Linked DNA regions of Homo sapiens: region 1 is linked to region 2. Evidence: chromatin loops called from intact Hi-C (ENCODE). Cell type or tissue: GM12878. All regions are shown on one strand.

Region 1 (8,000 bases), 550 kb after region 2:
ATCTGAATAAAGTTTATGAATGTTGAAAACTTATTTTTACATATTTTTGTCTTATTTCATTACTAACTTTACTCGAAGGAAACTTGCATCTGCTAATGAGAAGTTTACTCCCAGCATGATTATCTCATAGCTACAAGATAATCATGTATATTTTCTAATTCATTTCCCAGAATTTATCTAAATTGAATCATTGGTTTCATCATGTTTTTTCACATTGAACCAAAATGAGGAAATTTGATTAAGAATCTTGAACATCATAAAATATGAGATTAGTATACACCGTTTAGAAATAAAGAGGACACTTTTGAGAATAAAAGGAGTGTTACTTACAATTATGTCCAAACACTAGAGCTAAACCAAGACTGTTCAAATAAACTGGGACATCTTTTCACTCTAACATTAGAGTATGTATATTCTGTAACTCTCTCTTGAATTATTTCCTACTTTTTCTGAATTATGTAACCTGCAGTGGGTCCCTAAAAAAAAAAAAAGGTAATGGTAGGTAACATTTTTGGAGTCCTAATATGTTTAAATATATATTTATTCTACTCTCAGACCCCACTGAGAATGCTAAATAATACAAAATTTAGGGTTTATGGTCATTTTGCCTTAGAATTTTGAAAGCAATTTTTCCTCTTCTTCTAGTCTCCAATATTGCTTTTGGGAAATTCAATGCCATTCTAATTCTTTATTCTCTATATGCGATCTATTGTTTTGTCCTAGGTTTTTTTCTTATCCCTTTTTTTTCTTTCCTTTCTTTCTTTCTTGAAGTATTTAAGATATTGTGTTTATCCTCAGTGTTCTGAAAATTCATGATAATGTGCCTTGGTAATGCATTGGTTTGGTCTCTCTTTTTTATTAATTGGGCTGGGTACTTGCAATATTCTTATAACCAGGAGACAAATGTCTTGTCTTTCAGTTCTGAATGTTTTTCCTGTTATTTCTTAGGTACTTTCATTTGCTCTATTTCTCTTAATCTCTCTAGACCTTCTATTAATAAAATATGGTGTCTTCTCATTTGACTAATTTTTAAAATTTGTACACTTTCCATTTCTTTGTGTTTTTTTGATATACTTTGAGGACTTTTTCTTACCTTTATCAACCTTTCTGTCAAATTGTCATTTTGCCTTTCTTATTCTTAATTTATAATAGCTCTTTGTGATTCTCTGATAGTTTCTTTTCACAGCACCCCGTTCTTGTTTTATGAACACAATACCTGTTGTTAACTCTCCAAAGATATTTTTAATTCTTCTGTTCTCTGTGTTGTCTTTCTGCTCTGAATTCTTTTCTTGTATTATTGTTTTATAATATTTTCATAATGGAGGCTTTAACCCAATGCCCAGTGATCCCTCGTTGCTTGTTAAGGTTTATGAATGAGGCATTAAAAGCAGATTGGAGGCTCCAAATTTGTGGATGGGACTTGTGCACCTAAGGGCTTGACTGTGGGCTCAACAGGAAGCAACATGACCCTTTCACTGGAAGATCTCTAAAAGTCAGACCAGTTCCACTACAGAAGACTCCTTCAGCTTCCTGCTGGTTGGTGGGGGTATTCTACGAGCCTGCTTTCTCTTAAAGGAATTATTCTGTTATCAGCTCCACACCCCAATCCTGACCGCCTTTGTTTCTATTCTACCTGAATCTGGGAACACTCTGCCCAGTTTCTCCCAGAAAATAAAACTCCAATCTCCTTGGGAGATTCTATGACCATACGTACAATTTTAGCCCAAGCATGTCTTTTTGGCTTTGTACCCATCAGATACCTGATGTTTCCAGTGCAGAATCTCTCAGGGGTTTATTGGGCAATCTAGCTCATCTGTGTTGCTGCCCGCCCTGTGCCAGCAGGTATGTTCTACTTCTACTCTGCTCTACCCTACTCTACTTCCACTCTGGTAAGTCTGTTACCCCGTGGGTTAAATCCATTACCCTCCATCTACTTCCTATCTTTAAAAAATATGATAAAATCTCTCTTCACATTTTTATAATTTCAATATCAGTGGGTAATATGCTCTAAAAATCAGGTCTTGCTCTGATTACTAAATTCAGTGGATGAACAATGCAATGGGTTGGATATCTGCTGATGGCCAAATTTCAGCCATTGTTTCAAGACAACTGAAAACACGGAGTTCAGGCAAAAATTCAGATCTGAGATCTGAAACCAAATACTTTTAACTTCACAAGATCCTTGCTGACGTATCAAAGCAGGCAGCTCCGGCAAACAGGATGTTGCGTATCTTGAATCAGAAAAGAAATTGGAAAAGAGGTGGTGAGTTTGCAGAGAAAAAAAACTAAGTAAAATACAGACCTGCAGTGTTAGCAATTGACATTTAAAAAAAAAAACTTAAATGATGAGCTTGTAGTTTTAATATCACTGCTCTATCCAACCCTCTGAATCTTTTTATCATACCTAAAGAATTGTTCATTTATCTTTCAGGAATACATTAGAGTAGGAGACTTTTCCCATAGGCAAAACCATTATACATATTTGCAAATGTCTTACATAATGATGCAAATACTATGCACAGAGATGTTTTGATGAAAGGTAGAAACAATGCAGCAATTTTCATTTCATTTCATTAGCTATCATAGCTCCAAGTAAAGAGAGTTTTCTTTGTTGTTTATGCTTTTTCAAATGTTAAAAACGCGGATATTTAGAATTCATGGCACTGCCTGTAAAGAGAAAATCAAGTTATCTGATGGAAAATATTTGTTTCTGATCTGATGGAAAATAGATGTTTCATCTCATACTCATATTTGTGGTTACTATTTCTAGTAACTTTATTTAAAATATCTGCTTATTCAGAAATTATAGCTAGGTTTTTATTGGATTTCAAAACTATTTCCAATATATTGTAGAGAGAAAAATATGTATATGTCAGCTGCAGATACAAAATAAAGAGTTGTCTTCTTATTTCTCTTATTTTGGTCAACTCAGGTTTAAACTTTTATTTTTGCAGCAGAAGCTTAAATACAATTACTTACATTGGACCTTAGCTGTCAATGTGAAAAAATAAACAAAAGTCCCAGCCATTTAGTGCCTGCTTTGCATCTACATAAGAATTCCCCTTTCAATACACCCCTGCTCCTGGCAGCTTATTATGGCCATTGTTTAATTTGTGCTCTGTTTTTACAGATGACACTTGTACAGGTCCCTTGGGGCAGCTGATAGAAGTCAGGCTCATCTCTTTCCCTTGTGTCAATTCTTTTGTGAACCTTTATAATTAGCCACTTAACAAATTGAGGGAAATGAACCTTCAGCTGCAAAGTATATTCTGAAGTTAAGTCAACCATATGACAGGCAAAACCGATACACGAAAATCTCCTTAACTCAATTGTTGAGTTGCCTCAAGGGTTAAGAGGGATTCTACCAGTAATAGCCTAAAAGAGAGGCATTAGGAGCAATGTTTTTGATGGTTCTCTACCTAAATGCCTCTTAGCCTTCTCAAGAAACAGCACATATTAGAAAAAGGGACGTATTTAAAAGCATTTTGGCTACTTCTTTTTTAAATCTTTTGTTTGGCAGGAGAAAAATGTCAAAAGCCTGATTTTTGAAAGAAACAAGATCTCTAGGCTTCAACCTTACAGGTTAAATGCAAATAAATAAAGTTTACATCTTCTGGGCTGAAGTATTTGCGTACTGAAAATGATATAATGTAGATTAAGATATTAATGAATTTGTTTTCAGAATCTGTAATAGGGACCCTAAGAGCAGGGTGCTATCATTACAAACTCTTCCCTTTTTATTACTAATTAGACTTCTAAATGTGAGTGTAAATGTACCTCAGAGAGTATGTATTAAAAAGTTGCATATGCATAAGAGATCATTTCAAATTCATTTTCCAACAAAAACTTCAACTTTGATATTTTCTCATGTTCCCATTTATATCACATTAACGTAATCTTTTGTATTTAATTTATAAATTCCGTTGTGATCATTCAATCAAGGTATTTACTTTGGGGAACTATCTGATATCTTAATCCCCAGTTCAACAACCAACAGTCAAGTATTATCTATTTAATGTATCCAATTATTTATCAGTGATTCTTTTTCAAGTTATACGTGTATTTTCTCAAAAGTGTATAATAAAATATATCTGGTTTAGTGGCATACCCAAATCAAAAATATATATGGTACCTTTTATGCAGAGCTGGGGAGATATAAGTGAGGGTTTAGAGTATTAGAAGATCAAAAATTTTAATATGCTGTGTAACATTAAGATACTAGAATTCTTTGTATCTTGAGAATAATAAAACAGAGCACAATAATATTTTTGTATTGGTCAGTGAGATTAAGAAAAAAAGACAAAGTTTCACTTCACATAAGCTCAGAGTGTTACTGTAAACAAAACCTTTATTTTTATTATGATATAGATCTCAAATATCTTAATTATAGCTTATAGCAACCTGTCATTTGTTTTGTAGACTATCAAATTGTCTGTAGTCTATTGAAGTTATGTTTGATATTGCTCAATGAAGGCTGCATCTATAGTAGGACTGTTAATTTATGCATGTCTATCTTTTTAATAGATGATATGATGAGAAGAACCCCTTATTATATAATCGACAGTATGTCAGGCACTGTTCTAGGCACTTTACACGTATTAATTCATGCATTCCTCATTGAAACCCTATTGAGGGTATGTGATACGGTTTAGCTGTGTCTCCATCCACATCTCATCTTGAATTCCCATGTGTTGTGGGAGGGACCAGTGGGAAGTAATTGAATCATGGGGCAAGTCTTTCTCATGCTGTTCTTGTGATAGTGAATAAGTCTCACAAGATCTGATGGTTTTAAAAGGAGGAGTTCTCCTGTGCAAGCTCTCTCTCTTTGCCTGCTGCCATCTATGTAAGACACGACTGGCTCTTCCTTGCCTTCCAGAATGATTGTGAGGCTTCCCCAGCCACGTGGAACTTTAAGTCCAATTAAACCTCTTCCTCTTGTAGATTGCCCAGTATGTCTTCATCAGCAGCGTGAAAACAGACTAATACAGTGAATTGGTACTGAGAGTGGGGCATTGCTGAAAAGATACCCGAGAACGTGGAAGCAACTTTGGAACTGGATAATAGGCAGAGGTTGGAACAGTTTGGAGGGCTCAGAAGAAGACAGAAAAATGTTGGAAAGTTTGGAACTTACTAGAGACTTGTTGAATGGCTTTGACAAAAATGCTGATAGTGATATGAACAGTAAGGTCCCAGCTGAGGTCGTCCCAGATGGAGATGAGGAACTTGTTGGGAACTGGAGCAAAGGTGACTCTTGTTACATTTTAGCAAAGAGACTGGTGGCATTTTGCCCCTGCCCTAGAGATTTGTGGAACTTTGAACTTGGGAGAGATGATTTAGGGTGTCTGGTGACAGAAATTTCTAAGTAGCAAAGTATTCAAGAGGTGACTTGGATGCTGTTAAAAGTATTCAGTTTTATAAGGGAAACAGAGCATAAAAGTTTGGAAAATTTGAAGCCTGAAAATGCGATAGAAAAGAAAATCCCTTTTTCTGAGAAGCAATTCAAACTGGCAGCAGATATTTACTTAAGTAACGAGGAGTCAAATGTTGATCCCCAAGACAACAGGGAAAATGTCTCTAGGGCATGTCAGAGGTCTTCATGTTAGCCCCTCCCTTCACAGGCCCAAGGCCTAGGAGGAAAAAGTGGTTTCATCGGCTGCATCCAGGTTCCCCATGCTGTGTGCAGCCTAGGGACTTGGTGCCCTGCGTCCCAGCTGCTCCAACTGTGGCTGAAAGGGGCCACTTCAAGTCCAATTAAACCTCTTCTTTTGTAAGTTGCTCAGTCTTGGGTATGTCTTTATTAGCAATGTGAAAATGGACTGATACAGTATGAGATAGGTACTCTTATCATTCCCACTTTACAGATGAGGAAACTGAGACTAGGGAGGACAAGGTCACATGAGCAGAAAGTGGCAGCACTGGAATGTGAACCTGAGAGCCTGGCCCCAGAGTCTGTGCTCTCGACCACTGGGCTATGGTAATTCATTTCCCTGATGTATTAATAGCTCTGCTGATCAAACTGTGTTTAGTATCACATAATTAGCTCCAGAAACCCCTATAGCAGTTCTCCTTGGTTAGAAACATTTTAACCTATCAGAAGCCTTCCTTCCCAAATAGTTGATAAGAATAGATAGCTATTATCCAAGGGTGAAGTCAGCTAGTAGTAATGTGACCATATAATTTATTGTGTCAGCGGGGCACTTTTAAGAAGAAAGTAAGGTGCTGTTAATAATTACACACCTGGGCAACTGACAAAAACTGGGACTGTCCTGATCAAATCTGGGCATATAATCAGCCTAGTAGCATACCTCAAAGTCAGAAGCTCAGCTTTCTTATAATGCAGACAGAAGGACAGGTGGCAATCCTGCCAATTCTCCTGATGGCCTTACAAAATAAGTGCAAATACTATATGAAGATAGAGTCACCTCACTGACCTTCTACTTTGTACATCACAATTCTATTTTAAATTTAGCTTGAGAGTCCTAGGTAGGCCTACCTCTTAGAAATTGTCAAAATGAGCCAGCACTCTGGCCACCCTTAAAAGAAGTCTTAGTCTCTCAGTTTACCAGTGGGAAAACATTTAACAATCTTTGCAGGGTGAGGGGCTCAGGAGGGGGTAGTTATTTGGTCAGTGAATGTCCCCTGCTATCTCCTTGTTAGTATCATCTACCACTCACTGGTCATAGCCTTGGATGATTATCTTAGTCCATTAACTATCATCATAGTCACTAGGTGATAAGGGATACTAAGTACCATTCCCCTCAACTCACTGGAGCTGCTGATGGCTTCGCAGAAAGCAGGATACCTAGTACTTGTTTAACCCTGATTGCTGATTATGCATGCATAAATGAATGAATAAACATGGGGAAAAGACTATTGCCTCCTTGACATTATTAGTAGCAGTAACACACTGAGCTGCTAACAGGATTATAGGTGGTGCTTTCATAGCCTTTCATGTTTAAGGAAATAGGTTATAAAATATTTGAACTGAAAGTCAAGTTGCCCATATAAAATAGAAAATCTACAATATTTATGCCTATGTGGCCTATGTGGCCTATTAGAATAAATTAATTTTGGTGGTAAGGCTGCTAAGACACCTATAATTTGATGATAATATTCCTTATGTTCAAAATGTTGTTCCAACTTTGATGGCTTGAAGAAGGAAAAGTCCAATTCCACAAACAGTGAGCGTGCCTAAAATGTTTCCACCTCTGGACTTTTGTTGGTTCCTCCCTGCTTAGAATGTCTTTGCTGACTTTCCTTGGGACTCAGGTTCAAGTTTAACTTCTTTTGTGGTTGTTTCCTCCATTACCACAATCCATGATAAATTCTCATCCACTGGAATCCTGTAACATATTTTGTCTGTTCCACAGTAAAAGACACAATATGTGCTGCTTGAATTGGTAGGCACATATTTATTTGTATAATAAGTTCTATAATGAGGTTTTCACAGAACAGGTTATGTGTGTGTGTGTGTTCCTGCTTACTGATAGATATTGAGAAGTGTTGCAGGATTAATTATTGCTTTCATTGTAACAAATCATCAGATAGCAATGGTGAGGGAGAAAAATTTTAGCTTACACCTACCTCTAACTATTAGAAGCTTTGTGTATCTACCTAGAAGAACTTAGTAATTGCAAATGCCTAAATGGGCTCAGATAAGTAACAAGACTATTACTAAAAGACACAGGGACTTAGTGTTATAATTTTTATTAATAATGCTATGTGATTGCTCGGTTTATATGTGAGTGCTAGATTTATATAGTTTATTTCTATTAATGGCTGACAGAACATATGCATAAATTATATATATTTACAGCATTTATTATATAAATAAATGCAATCTTTTATAGTAATTCAAGGCAGCATATGTGTTGTTAATCAGAACGACGTGGATAATAGGAAATATAGGAGTGCAGATAAGTGATAGATTACTATGAAGTTTAAAGTTCTTTTCTGCTACTAAAGCAACCTCTAAGGATATAAGAATACCCACTTAATAT
Region 2 (8,000 bases):
TCATATCATTTTCTATGTTCTGTGATTTAGATGAGAAATCCCATTTGAATAATAGTGCTTAATTCTATTAGTATCATAATCAACATTGGACTTATCTAGGCCCAACTTTGAGGTTTTTTTAATAATAATTTCTATAAGGGAAGGGACTGTGCCTTTATCTTTGTATGTTCTGTAACAGCTAATAGATTTATACTTGTGTTAGGAACCCACTGTACATCTTTTGCAATAAAATTAAAACAAGAAATTGTCAGGGGATAGTTCTAATGATGGCTCAAATTTTAACTATCTTAGAAGAAACCAGTCCATAGGTCCCAACCAAGAATTAACTGATTAATAATCAAAACCTATGGATTACTGAAACCCTGGAAAGCTATAAGTTTTAAAATAATGAAGAAATGCATTACATCCATAAACATTAATATTTTCATAGTGGGTACTTTTAAATCAACTTCATAATATATATTATTAAAGTGAACATTTAAGAGAAGCTAATATATTTGATCTATGATTCTACTAAAAATTTTAGGAGGATTTAGCTCATTCAATTAGAAATCAATGTTTAAATGTAGAATGTATGTATTTTAATTTATTAATTGTATAACAGCATTTAAAATGTGTAGGTAATTTTTCAAAAGACTTATTACAACAGTAAGTAAAGCACTCTTGATCATTCTCCTAGATCTTACAGTTAAAAAAAAAAAAAACTAGGAAGAAACATTTGTAAAAAGAAGTCAAAAGAGGCCTTCAAAAGGCTGGGGGATGATTATGCGAACAACACTAATGCCTATGCAATTTTTACAGAAAACTATCTGGAGACTAGAAAAGTTGTTAAGATGGGGAACTTGTCTCCCTACGCACTATCTTGTAAATTATAAGAAGGCAGGGGGTGACTTCAGGGAACAACAGGAAAATAAGGAAGGTTAGAAGAAGCATGAGGGAAAAAAAGAGTTCTGATAACCACTTCACAGGCCTTCACTTTTGAGCTCTCAATGTTTTCAAAAGAAAACAGTGAGAAGATATTTAAGGTCATGATAATGTGACTAAACGAGAAATTTTTATGTTTTAACTTAATTTAGGCATACCTGCACTATATCACAATAATAGTAGCCATGATTTACTGAGCACATATATTTGTGCAGTAACTGGATAAGGTACTTTAATTACATTATTTCCATACCTCATAAAAATCCTACAAGGCAGCTATTATCAGCCTATTATAAAGAAACTAATGCTCAGAACAATTAAATAAAGTTAAGACATATAAAAAAGATGAGATTCAAACTTAAATTTTTATTATTTCAAAGTTCTTTCCACTATATTAACAACTTCTCATATGATAAAGTTATAAAGTGTTCATACCACAGAGCTCACTATAATGATTAAGTATAGGATTTAAGAATAAGCCTTGAAATAACTGAATTCATGAAAATAAAGTGACCATTTATGAACCACACAGAAAATTTCATACATCTCATTTTAGAGATAAAAGAGATACAGGCTATCAAGACACTCACCCTGACAATAAGGATCCATTTGATCAAGGAAAGGCCAAATCCGCAGATAGCACCATACCTTCCAGCTATGGTATTGGTGATACAGAAGGATAAACAAAATCCAAGCCAGTTGAAAATAAATGCCACTAAAAGCAACAGAAACCGTTCTTTTATAAACCACAATTTGGAAACAAATTAACATAGACATATTAATAATATTTCATGGCTCAATGGAAACAGCAGCTCCCTTTCTTTTAACTCTGCCAATTAAGCCTTCTTTATAGACTATAGCCTACTTTTTGCAAATGGCTTATTTGCTATACTGTATATCAACAAATGGGTAAGCTTGGTTTCTTGTCAGTTTGGCCAACAGGAATCCATTCCTGAAAGCTTATCATTAATGGTTGTAACTGCAGTTATAAACTAGCTTAAAACCAGATCACAATGTATCTCACATGTGGTTCCACCCAAGAAGTCCAGCCTAAGCAATCAGCCAACAAAATTGGCTTTTTAAAAAAGGTAAAGCAGGCCAGGCACAGTGGCTCATGCCTGTAATCCCAGCACTTTGGGAGGCCAAGGCAGGGGGATCAGCTGAGGTCAGGAGTTCGAGACCAGCCTGGCCAACATGGTGAAACCCTGTCTCTACTAAAAATATAAAAATTAGCCGGGTGTGGTGGTGGGCACCTGTAATCCCAGCTACTTGGGAAGCTGAGGCAGGAGAATTGCTTGAACCTGGGAGGTAGAGGTTGCAGTGGGCCAAGATCACGCCACTGCACTGGAATGTGGGCAACAGAGCAAGACTCCGGCTCAAAAAAAAAAAGGAAAAAAAAGGTAAACAAAACAATAAAATTGAATACTTGACAAATACTTTATGGGTTTCCTCAGCTGTAATTACAATTCTTAGATGTTCCTTTTCTGAATTTACTTATGCTATGTAATGTCATGTAAAAGCTATATAAAAAACAGCTTTTTGTGGACAGAATAAGACATCAATGTTTTGTTTTCCAAGATGTGTCAAGATGTGTAGTGTCCAGATAACCCCTTTAAAAACTGTAACTTTTTGACTTGTATATGGTAGGTGCTCAAAAGAATAAACTGAATAAAGATGCTTAACATCAATTGTTAGGGAAATAAAAATTAAACCACAATAAGATACCATCACCAAACTATTAGAATGTCTGAAAAAAAAAACAAAAAACAGAACAACACAAAAAAACCATCAACACCAAATACGGGCAAGGACACAGAGCAACAGGAACTCTCATTCATTGCTGGTGGGAATGCAAAATAGTACAGCCACTTTGGAAGACAGTTTGGCAATTTCTTACAAATCAGAATTCACATTTCAAAACACCCTTCTAATTATTTTAAGGTTACAAATACCTTCTCTTTCTGTTTCCCTCAAGTCTAAAATGATAATAATGCAGGTGATTACTTATTATCATGGCATGCTGATGTGAAGATTCACACACGGTACAAATGGCTAAACCTCAGAAGAAAAGTTTTCTAAACAGGATCAAATAAGAGCCCATTACATTTTGAAGTACTAAAATTTAAGGTCATTTCCATAGACTGTCAATTATCCATAAACTTTTCATTTCTAGTATTTGGCAAATAACCAAATTCTGTTCCATTCTCTTAGAAAATTTCTTAAAAATAAGATCAGAGATATGCACATTAGGCATGTATCTGAGGCATTTTATGGTAACACTTTAAAAGGATTTTGAGAAGCAAAAGCATTATTACAAACATTTCTTCTTTTACATTTTCTGAACAAGAATATGCAATTATCTTACCAAATTTAAGTGTAAACTTTTTTTAGGTTATGTGAGGTAAAACACTGAAAATAAAGAAGGAAAGAATTAAGCCACCAAAAGGTTTTAATTGAAATAGTCTTATTGATATTCACTGTAATTTTACTTGTGCAAGTTATATAACCTGAAATGCTTAAGTTATAATTAAACCACACTAAAAATAAAATCTATTTCTGGACCTTTTTACCCACAGTAGCTATTAGATATTTAAGAAACACGGAAAATATAGCAAGTTGCAATTTGAAAAACAGCCACTAGATGGTAGTGATGACAAACAAATCTATGCTTATCAAGCAAATAAACTCTAGGCCTATAGCCTGCCAGAAAAAAAAATCAGGAAATACAGGTAAAAATATAAATTTACTGTTATAATGTTGGTACAATATTTGTAAAACAGGAAGCATTAAATATATAAGTTGTGGAAACAATTTAGTAAAAATTTAGTAAAATATATATTAAATCTATTAAATATAAATATATACATTTACATTATATTAACTAATATACTACCACTGGCTAAGAATAAAGTCATCCAGTGTGTCTAAGTTACCATGCATTTATAACACATCAGTGAAAGGGCTTCAAATCTAAAAAATTAAAATTAAAAAGAAGATACTGGTGGTAAGTGAAATAAACGGAGAAATAAGACTTCTGAGTTGCATAATTAGAAGGTGTCAAATAACATGTTTTTATTCCCCAGAACCAGGTATTTATACTAAAAATAATACAATATATTTAGATCCTTTCCTTTCTAATTAAGGTTTCTTAAAAGGTATAATAACAATGAAAGTAATGAATGTTTAAGCTACTCTTTTTTGTAAACAAACTGTGAGAAGTTTGTTATTAAAATGTTATTAATATATAGGATTACCAGTTAAACCAAAATTAAGATAAAAACCAAGGTTCACAGGACTAATATTACAAAACAGCACTCATTTGTAACCACAGTTTATTTCCTTTTTATTATACCTAACATTATATAACTAGAAATTGTAACTAAAACCAATTTAAGATTTAAATCTTGCATATACATTAGCTGGTTGACAACGTGAACATTACAATTAGTAAATTTGAGGAGCTGTCTGCCCTCCTTGCTCATTCCCCTCCCCGTCTTTTCTTCAGCAGATGAAAATAGAAGGGAAGCAAGAAACCATTTCAAACTTGGAGGACAGGGTTTACATGGACTTTCAGACTCAAAAGTGACAACTCACGAAGGCTGTATTTTCTACTTTTTAAAGCTGAATGTGGCACTTTAAATAAGTAAATTATTTCTCGGTTTTATGATCATAATAAAGCTTTTAACTAAATTGAATTAAATCAGCATTCTATCCAAGAATGAAAGCTTGATCATTTAACCAGATTGAGGGCAGAAATTAACTATATCATAGACTAATAAACTTACTTAAATGAATATTGGGTTTCTACCACTGGCTTTAGTAATTTAAACAGTTGATTGGGCATCTTATTATTTAATGAGTTTACTATGTCAATCCCTGTATTATGAATTGAAATAATGAAGACTTTGACACAGTCTTCCCTCAAGAAGATTAAATTTACTTTATAAGTCAAATACTAAGAATTCTGCAAGATGTTAAAATGTTACTGTTTCTGATCTTCTAACTACTTAACATTCCCCCAAATAAGACTTATACTTTCATAACTGTCTGTCCCAAGTGACACTGTTCCAGTTGCCCAGAATATCTGTTTTTCCAATCCTTCTTCTAGCTTAAGGACACTCAAATGGAAATCCTCTGCCCCAATAGTGCAATTTATAGTTTCATTCTATACGCTCCTACAGAGCTGAATGGGCACCAATATAGCAGTATTTCTCTTTAAAAATCTGAAATAGCTTAAATATGCTTATGTACTTTTACATGTCAGCATCTTCATAATGGCTGCAACGCATAAATTTATCCAACAAGAGTTTGATAAATTCTAGGATTTGTATTTAAACATATGATCACAGTATTCATTAGTCCAATATCAGGAACAATTTACATTTTAAGAAAGGTAGACATATGCTAACAATATTTGCTTCTCTTCACTATGTTACTTTAATACACATACAGCCAATTCATAAAAACAACCCAAAATAGTTTAGGAAGATTACTTACTGAAAAATGCCAGCATGAAAATGCCATCATTCCCCACTCTGAGCTGGTCTGCATCACTGAAGTCATCTCTTGGTGGACACTCTTCCTCCTGAATCTGTAAATATGTAACATTGGAATAGCTCACTAAAAATTACAACTTTATCATCTTAAATGTAAGCATAAGAACTTCAGCAACATCTAATGTTCTCAATTTGTTGTATAGACAAATGCAATAATGAGTACAATGTCTGGCACAGAGTAATCAATAAGCATTAGCAACTAATATTTTTTCACAGTCACATTTGAAAAGAGTAACTTTAAAGATAAACACAAAAAAGATAAAAGATGAATAACATCAAACTCATAAAAATGGTATCAAGAAGATACATGTGACAGTGCTCCATTAGTAATGACTGGGAAATAAGAACTTTCATAACCAGTGGTGGAGTATAAATTGGTACAACTTATATTGTTGGCAATTTTGCAATAATTATCAAAAATAAAAATGTGCATACCCTATGATCCAGCAATTCCAGTTCTTAAAATACACTGCACATATATATATATGTATACACACACACACATATTCCCTCTTATAAAAATGATGTATTAAAGATAATTCATTCCAGCAATGTTAATAAGAGCAAAAGATTAGATACAATCTAAATGCCCATCAACAGCAGACTATGTTAGGAGACAATTCTCCCCAAGTCTATCATGTTTCTACATGTCTTCCAGGTAGAGGCATTGGTGGCCTTTTTTCTGGAAAAGCTGCCGGCATTCGATGCCAGTCCCTCAAGCAGCCACAGAGCTGTACACTGCAAAGCCTCAGGGGCAGAGCTACCCAAGGCCTGGGAAGCCCACCCCTTGTACCAGTAAGCCCTGGATGTGAGACGTGGAGTCAAAGATTATTCTGGCCAGGCGCTGTGGCTCACGCCTATAATCTCACACTTTGGAAGGCCAAGACAGGTGGATCACTTCAGGCCAGGAGTTCAAGACCTGCCTGGCCAGCATGGTGAAACCCTGCCTCTACTAAAAATACAAAAATTAGCCAGGTATGGTGGCACATGCCTGTAATCCCAGCTACTCAGGAGGCTGAGGCATGAGAATCGCTTGAACTCGGGAGGTAGCAGCTGCAGTGAGCCGAGATCACACCGCTGCACTCCAGTCTGGGCGACAGTGAGACCGTCTCAAAAAAATATTATCTTGGAACTTTAGGATTTAATGACTGTCAGGCTTGGTTTCGGTCTTCCATGGGGCTTGTATCCCCTTTTGTTGGCCAATTTCTCCCTTTTGGAACCAGCATATTTACCCAATGCCTATAGTGCCATTTTATCTTAGAAGTAATTAGCTTGTTTTTGATTTTACAGGCCCGTGGGTGGAAGGGACTTGCCTTGTCTCAGATGAGGCTTTGGATTGTTGACTCTTTGAGTTAATGCTGGAATAAGATTCTGGGGGACTCTTGGGAAGGCATGGTTGTATTTTGAAATGTGAGAAGGACATGAGATCTGGGAGAGGCCAGGGACAGAATTATATGGTTCGATCTGTGTCCCCATCCAAATCTCATATTCAACTGTAATCCTCAACTGTTGGAGATTGGGCCTGGTAGGAGGTGATCGGATCATGGGGGTGGTTTCTAATGGTTTCACATCATTTTCCTGGGCGCTGTTCTCATGAGAGTGAGTGAGTGCATTATTGTTTTTTCTGAGATCTGGTTGTTTAAAAGTGTGTGGCATCACCCCTTCACTCTCTCTCTTCCTCCTGCTCCAGCCATGTAAAATGGGCCTGCTTCCCCCTCACCTTCCGCCACAATCGTAAGTTTCCTGGGGCCTCCCCAGAAGCTGCTATGCTTCCTATACAGTCTGCAGAACTGTAAGTCAATTAAACCTCTTTTCTTTATAAATTCCCCAGTCTTGGGTATTTCTTTATAGCAGTGTGAAAATGGACTAATACGGTACACATCATCTCAGTTGAGTGTGAATAACTCAATTTTGTGAGGCCAAGTCTGAGAAGCTAGGGCTCTGCTCAATATCACATAATTAGGAGGGTCAAAGTGGAACTTGAATCCAGGACACTGATGTTGTTTCCACACAATCATGGTAGTCTCACTAAGCATACTGCTATCCTGAAATAAAAAAACTTTCAAAACCATTTTATATTGCTTATTATTCGGGCACAAAGATCCCTTAAATTGTGCAATCATATATCATAGGTAAACTCAATATACTAAATTTAATGACTGGCCATGACTAAGTGCATATTTATAAAATTTTAAATAATTTCAAATTAATTCAAGAAATAAACATTAAAGCACAGTAAGAACAAAAAATTGTCAGTGTGATGGCAAAAATATATTTCATACTGTGTATTTTAAAACATCAGTCCAGGCCAGGTACAGTGGCTCATGCCTGTAATCCCAGCACTTTGGGAGGCCGAGGTGGGTGGATCACTTGAAGTCAGGAGTTCAAGACTAGCCTGACCAACATGGCGAAACCCATCTCTACTAAAAATACAAAAACAAATTAACCAGATGTGGTGGCGTGCTCCTGTAGTCCCAGCTACTCAAGAGGCTAAGGCAGGAGAATCATTTGAACTGGGGA

What was found. Hi-C counts contacts between places; a loop is a spot of excess contacts. Peaks named below come from ENCODE experiments on the same cell type or tissue, not always from the same donor. Only the 100,000 strongest peaks of a DNase experiment are listed, where the experiment ranks them.
Region 1: a loop joins it to region 2, with 2.8 times the contacts of the local background. A loop is called at or near these places in 5 of 110 quality-filtered maps.

The regions. Positions count from the first base shown.
Region 1 is chr13:78,989,183-78,997,182 of GRCh38, reverse strand. No RefSeq gene overlaps it. Among named protein-coding and RNA genes, the nearest start is that of LINC00331, 150 kb to the right of the region's middle. In GM12878, no CTCF peak of the experiment used is centred here; a DNase peak (open chromatin) is centred at 3,172.
Region 2 is chr13:79,537,197-79,545,196 of GRCh38, reverse strand. It overlaps NDFIP2 (Nedd4 family interacting protein 2), which reads right to left. Exons shown (of 8, transcript NM_019080.3): 4 at 5,422-5,515; 5 at 1,515-1,639. Among named protein-coding and RNA genes, the nearest start is that of LINC01068, 26 kb to the left of the region's middle. In GM12878, a CTCF peak has its summit at 3,563 (motif pointing right); a DNase peak (open chromatin) is centred at 3,516.